Regions from separate parts of the Homo sapiens genome. Here region 2 is linked to region 1. The links are chromatin contacts, found by Hi-C or POLR2A ChIA-PET in ENCODE. All regions are on one chromosome and are shown on one strand. Each heading gives the region's core, a stretch centred on a gene start or an enhancer-like site at or near the end of the contact. The rest is flanking DNA. Distances are from core to core; before and after follow the strand shown. Region 1 overlaps PLEKHN1 (pleckstrin homology domain containing N1). Region 2 has its middle 5.0 kb from the start of MIB2.

The links. A loop is a pair of places that touch in the nucleus more often than their neighbours do. ChIA-PET counts read pairs that join two places held with the same protein, here RNA polymerase II (POLR2A). Pooled maps may share reads with other maps.
Region 2: a pooled map shows a loop between it and region 1 (5-fold over the local background). The contact joins two enhancer-like sites. A Hi-C loop is called at or near these places in 2 of 50 pooled maps. POLR2A ChIA-PET finds 5 or more read pairs at or near these places in 2 of 52 experiments (GM12878 and PC-3).

What each region holds. Positions count from the first base shown.
Region 1 is chr1:975,221-978,485 of GRCh38, reverse strand. It overlaps PLEKHN1 (pleckstrin homology domain containing N1), which reads right to left. Exons shown (of 16, transcript NM_032129.3): 16 at 2,621-3,265. It overlaps PERM1 (PPARGC1 and ESRR induced regulator, muscle 1), which reads left to right. Exons shown (of 4, transcript NM_001394713.1): 3 at 1,862-1,987; 4 at 2,217-3,265. The coding sequence ends at 2,314. Among named protein-coding and RNA genes, the nearest start is that of PERM1, 5.2 kb to the left of the region's middle. Within about 2 kb of position 2,010, at least 10 of the 41 ENCODE cell types and tissues checked have a DNase peak (open chromatin) inside an H3K27ac peak, as active enhancers do.
Region 2 is chr1:1,608,866-1,612,117 of GRCh38, reverse strand. No RefSeq gene overlaps it. Among named protein-coding and RNA genes, the nearest start is that of MIB2, 5.0 kb to the left of the region's middle. Within about 2 kb of position 2,002, at least 2 of the 41 ENCODE cell types and tissues checked have a DNase peak (open chromatin) inside an H3K27ac peak, as active enhancers do.

The DNA of each region.
Region 1 (3,265 bases), core at 761-3,260:
CAAACTGGCCCAACTCAACCAGGTCACCCAAATCTCAGGCAGAAGAAGCACGGGGGCGATGTGACTCCGACAGACGCGTCCAGGGCGGGCGGTTCCCGGGGCAGGCGGTTCCCGGGGCAACCAGTTCTCAGGAAGACGTGTCCATGACAGAGGGGTTTCGGGAAGACGTGTCCAGGGTAGACGTGTCCAGCACAAATGTATCTTAGGACAGACATGTCCCATGATGGATGTATCTGGGGCAGGCGGTTCCCGGGGCGGGCGTGTGCGGGGCAGGCAGTTCCCAGGCCAAGAGTGTGCAGGGTTAGGGTGGGGCAGGCGGTTCCTGGGGTTGGAGGGGGAGGCAGGCGGTTCCCGGGGCGGCCGTGTGCGGGGCAGGTGGTTCCCGGGGTTGCGGGGGAAGCGGCTCCCGGGGCAGGCAGTTCCTGGGGTTGGGGGGGGTTGGGAGGCGGTTCCTGGGGTTGGGGGGGGTTGGGAGGCGGTTCCTGGGGTTGGGGGGATTGGGAGGCGGTTCCCGGGGTTGGTCGGTGGGGGCAGGCGGTTCCCGGGGTTGCGGGGTGGTGGGAGGCGGTTCCCGGGGTTGCGGGGGGAGTGGGAGGCGGTTCCCGGGGTTGGGGGTGGTGGGAGGCAGTTCCCGGGGTTGGGGGGATTGGGAGGCGGTTCCCGGGGTTGGTGGGGGTGGGAGGCAGTTCCCGGGGTTGGGGGGATTGGGAGGCGGTTCCCGGGGTTGGTGGGGGTGGGAGGCGGTTCCCGGGGTTGGTCGGTGGGGGCAGGCGGTTCCCGGGGTTGCGGGGGGAGCGGGAGGCGGTTCCCGGGGTTGGTGGGGGGAGCGGGAGGCGGTTCCCGGGGTTGGTGGGGGGAGCGGGAGGCGGTTCCCGGGGTTGGTGGGGGGAGCGGGAGGCGGTTCCCGGGGTTGGTGGGGGGAGCGGGAGGCGGTTCCCGGGGTTGGTGGGGGGAGCGGGAGGCGGTTCCCGGGGTTGGTGGGGGGAGCGGGAGGCGGTTCCCGGGGTTGGTGGGGGGAGCGGGAGGCGGTTCCCGGGGTTGGTGGGGGGAGCGGGAGGCGGTTCCCGGGGTTGGTGGGGGGAGCGGGAGGCGGTTCCCGGGGTTGGTGGGGGGAGCGGGAGGCGGTTCCCGGGGTTGGTGGGGGGAGCGGGAGGCGGTTCCCGGGGTTGCGGGGGGAGTGGGAGGCGGTTCCCGGGGTTGGTCGGTGGGGGCAGGCGGTTCCCGGGGTTGGCGGGGTGGTGGGAGGCGGTTCCCGGGGTTGGTGGGGGGAGCGGGAGGCGGTTCCCGGGGTTGGTGGGGGGAGCGGGAGGCGGTTCCCGGGGTTGGTGGGGGGAGCGGGAGGCGGTTCCCGGGGTTGGTGGGGGGAGCGGGAGGCGGTTCCCGGGGTTGCGGGGGGAGCGGGAGGCGGTTCCCGGGGTTGGTGGGGGGAGCGGGAGGCGGTTCCCGGGGTTGGTGGGGGGAGCGGGAGGCGGTTCCCGGGGTTGCGGGGGGAGTGGGAGGCGGTTCCCGGGGTTGCGGGGGGAGTGGGAGGCGGTTCCCGGGGTTGGCGGGGGGAGTGGGAGGCGGTTCCCGGGGTTGGCGGGGGGAGTGGGAGGCGGTTCCCGGGGTTGGCGGGGGGAGTGGGAGGCGGTTCCCGGGGTTGGCGGGGGGAGTGGGAGGCGGTTCCCGGGGTTGGCGGGGGGAGTGGGAGGCGGTTCCCGGGGTTGGCGGGGGGAGTGGGAGGCGGTTCCCGGGGTTGGCGGGGGGAGTGGGAGGCGGTTCCCGGGGTTGGTGGGGGTGGGGGCAGGCGGTTCCCGGGGCGGGCGTGTGCGGGGCCATCTCTGAGTGCAGCCGTGGGGCTGAAGGTGAGCTTCTGTCCTAGGGGAGCTCCGGGGGCCTGTCCCATCATTTGCCTTCAGCCAGAATGACATGTGCCTGGTGTTTGTAGCTTTTGCCACCTGGGCTGTGAGGACGTCAGATCCGCATACCCCAGACGCCTGGAAAACAGGTTTGGGTGCCTGGGGGCAGAGGGAGCTGCGCCTAGAAGCCAGACCGAGGGGCGCTGGCAGGACGAGGGGTGCACGGGGGCCCCGGGGCTCACCCCTGACCTGCTCCCCCCAGGCTGAGCTGCGGCCCTGGCCGCACCGACCTTGCCCGCCCTTTGAGGGCTGGGTCTTGCGGGCAGACGGTGCCGACAGCCAGGCTGGCCCTCAGAAGAGCCTGTGCTTCTCTTGCAGCCTTGCTGGCCAACGTCGGCACCATCTCTGCCATCCGCTACTTCCGCCGGCAGGTGGGGCAAGGGCGCCGCAGCCACAGCCCCAGCCCCAGCTCCTAGGAGCCAGGCCCGGGCCAGGGAGATGCAGGATGAGGAGACGACCACAGGCGCCCAGGGCAGGACGAGGTGCCGCCCTCGCCCGGGCCCTCTGACCCCTCTCTTCTACCGCGTCCAGGAGGGGGGCGTGTCCTGGTGCTGCTCCCTCCGACTCACCTGAGGATCCAGCCAGTGACCACGGCCACTCCCCACGCCTGGGAGGGAGGTGCTAAAGTCTGGGTGGGTGGAGGGCAGGCAGGTGGCTGGGTAGGAGGGTGGCCAGATTCACAGATGAGAACACAGGGCATTCGGTTAATTTCAGACAGGCAATAGTGGGGAGGTCATTTTACTAAGAAGTTGTTGTTTATCTGAAATCAAATGCAACCGCACCCTGCGTTTCTTCTGGGGTGCAGGGGGAGCTGAGTGGCAGGACAGGACTTGGACCTCGGAGGGGTCTGAGCAGCAAGACACTCCGGCTGGAGCTCTGGGCAGAGGCAGGGGAGAGGACACAGGGTGGCCTCAAAGAGGGGATGGGCAGCCTCCTCACAGGTGGGCTGGGCTGGCAAGGGCTCCAAGGCCCATCACTCTTGATCCTCAAAGGACTGTGGCCAAGGCCTCTGCGGGCTCTGGCCTGAGACAGCGAAGGCTCTGCCTGCCCCTCCCCAGTGCAGCAGCCCCTGCAGGGTGGGGGTCTGTGGCAGAGCCGCGAGCCCCTCCCCGGGAGCCCTGGGTGCAGGTGCAGAGGGAGAATTCGGTGGCCTCAGATGGAGGGCTGGGCTCCTGGGGTTGTCCCGGGGGCTCCTGTGGGGCAGCTGGGGACCCACAGCCAAGAGGAGTCAGAGATGAGGTGGGAAGGTCGGTGAGGGGCCCGAGGTGGCAGAGGAAGGGGGCTGCCTGGCTGGGTGCTGGGTGGGGGTCCTCAAGACTGTGGGAGACCCTGGCTGCTGAGCAGAGAACACATGGATGCAGCACCAA
Region 2 (3,252 bases), core at 753-3,252, 630 kb before region 1:
GTGATTGGACCACTTGAGCCCAGGATTTAGAGACCATCCTGGGCAACATGTTGAAATCCCATCTCTACAAAATATACAAAACTTAGCTGGGTGTGGTGGCACGTGCCTATGGTTCCAGCTACTCTGGGGGCTGCGGTGGGAGGATCGTTTGAGCCTGGGAAACGGAGGCTGCAGTGAGCTGAGATCGCACCACTGCACTCTAACCTGGGCAACAGAATGAAGCCCTCTTTAAAAAAAAGAAGAGCCCGGGCGTGGTGGCTCACGCCTGTAATCCCAGCAGTTTGGGAGGCCGAGGCGGGCGGATCAGGAGGTCAGGAGTTCGAGACCAGCCTGAGGAACGTGGTGAAACCCCGTCTCTTACTAAAAACACAAAAATTACCTGGGCGTGGTGGCACACGCCTATAATCCCAGCTACTCAGGAGGCTGAGGCAGGAGAATCACTTGAATCCGGGACGCAGAGGCTGCAGTGAGCCAAGATTGCGCTGTTGCACTCCAGTCTGGGCAGCGAGAGCAAAACTCTGTCTCCAAAAAAAAAAAAAAAAAAAAAGAAGGAGGAAAGAATGTCTTATTCAGAGTTTGGCTTTTCTGTTAACAGCTGTTTCCTGGAATCTGCGTCCTCCTCCTTCTGGCTTTACTCCTTTACTTTGCTGAAGTAAGACCCCTAGTAACTTCCTGGGGAGGGCCCATGTCTGGACAGTTGCTTATTCTACTGGAAGGTTCACCAGAGCCCCTGCTTTCTCTCTGTGTCCTGCCTGAGAAGCACAGAGCCTGGCCCACTGCATGCTTTCCCTGCAGTCTTGAAGCCCGGCCAGGACCTTGAGTATTCTCAGTTACTGATGAACTAGGTTGTTGTCTGAAACACTGAGAGATCAAACATGTTGCTAAATATGTGGAAACAAGAGTCACATTTCTTAAATCCTCCTGTAAAACTCTCCACTCTAGCCCCTGGGTGCAGGCATTCCTAGGTGGAACCTCTCCATCTCTTGCTGTCAGCCCGAGGATGTGCTGCCTCCCTCTGTACATAAATTCCCCGAACAAATGCTTTGGGCCGATCACCCTGGCGTTTAGTGCTTCTTTTCTTTGGGACCAACCAGCCCCACCTCAGGATGGTTTGAGGCAGTCCCTTGTTGGAACTTGCCTGCTGCCACTTTTGGGGTGATTCTAGCTGTGGGCTGGAGGGATGAAACAGCAGCGTCGGCAGGATTCCAAAGAAATGGGCCGAGGGAACCAGAAGCAATGGGGAGACCCCCGGATGGCCACAAGATCCCTGCAGCCTGCTTGCTTCACGCCATCTCCTTGTACAGCAGCCTTAGGATTAAAACTCTCTTTCTGCTGCAACCCGTGGTGTTGGCGCAGTGACATTCCATGCATCAGGAAATGGGCCCGCTATGGCCACAACAGCAGAGAGATGACTCTCCAAAGAGTTTCTCCAGGAATGACGGGGAATTGCAGTTTGGGATATGCGTGCTATGGCAGACCACAGGCACATCCAGAGAGGCTGGGACAGGGGAAGCTTCTAAAAAAACAGAAAGGAGAAGCCCACCTAAGCTGCTTTGAAGCAAAGAGCATAGGTGACGGGGACTTTGTGTTAGTCCATTCTCACGGTCTTACGAAGAACTGCCTGAGACTGGGTAATTTATAAAGGAAAGAGGTTTACCTGACCCACAGTTCCACGTGGCTCAAGAAACTTAACAATCACAGCAGAAGGGGAAGTAAACACATCCTTCACCTGGCTGCAGGAGAGAAACCTGCTGAGCAAAGGGGAAAAGCTCCTTATAAAACTACCAGATGTCCTGAGAACTCACTGTCACGAGAACAGCATGGGGGTAACTGGCCCCATGATTCAATTACCTCCCACCAGGTCCCTCCCACAACACGTGGGGATTGTGGGAAATGCAAGATGAGATTTGGATGGGGACACAGCCAAACTGTATCAGGCTTGTTGCAGGAGTTGGCATTCATCTGGAGGTGAAGACGGCCCTTGTCAGGCAAGCGTCCTCGTGCAGGCAGCTTAGCGGCAGTACTGTGGTTTTGAGAAATTCCGTAGTTTCTTTCCTGGCACACCTGGGAGAGCCCGTCCTTCGTGGCCTCCTGGCTCCATTTTTCAGGGTTTGACATAAGTGACTCCATTTTGGTACTGGCCACTTTTGCACTGGAGATCCACAGATAATGTCTTCCAGGCTGAGGTCTGTCACTCCCACAGGTGCACGGCTGAGCTAACTGCCACGTGTGTGGCCTTAGGCCCCTCAGCAGCCAGGACAATATGTTTTTTCTTTTTTCTTTTCTTTTTTTTTTTTTGAGACAGAGTTTCCTTCTTGTTGCCCAGGTGGGATTGCAGTAGCGCAATCTTGTCTCACTACAACCTCCACCTCCTGGGTTCAAGTGATTCTCCCGCCTCAGCCTCCCGAGTAGTTGGGACTACAGGCGTGCATCACCACAACCAGCTAATTTTTGGATTTACTATTAATACAGATGGGGTTTCACCATGTTGGCCAGGCTGGTCTTGAACTCCTGACCTCAAGTGATCCACCTGCCTCGGCCTCCCTAAGTGCTGAGATTACAGACGTGAGCCACCGCACCTGGCCGGTACCTTTTTTTTTTTTTTTTTGAGACAGAGTCTCACTGTGTTGCCCAGGCTGGAGTGCAGTGGCACTATCTTGGCTCACTGCAACCTCCGCCTCCCAGGTTCAAGTGATTCTTCTGCCTCAGCCTCCAGAGTAACTGGGACTACAGACGCGTGCCAGCACGCCTGGCTAATTTTTGAGTTTTTGCAGTAGAGACGGGATTTCACCATGTTGGCCAGGCTGGTCTTGAACTCCTGACCTCAAGTGATACACCCACCTTGGCCTCCAATAGTGCTGGGATTACAGGCGTGAGCCACTGCGTCCGGCCGGTACCTACTTTTTTTTTTTTTTTTTTTTGAGACAGAGTCTCGCTCTGTCACTCAGGCTAGAGTGCAGTGGCACGATCTCGGCTCACTGTAAGCTCCGCCTCCTGGGTTCATGCCATTCTCCTGCCTCAGCCTCCTGAGTAGCTGGGACTACAGGCGCCCGCCACCACGCCCAGCTAATTTTTTTGTGTATTTTTTGTAGAGACGGGGTTTCACCATGTTAGCCAGGCTGGTCTTGATCTCCTGACCTCATGATCTGCCCGCCTCGGCCTCCCAAAGTCTTGGGATTACAGGCATGAGCCACCGTGCCCGGCCGCAGTTACCTACTTTTATAACATATTTGTGGACCAGATTTGGCCCCT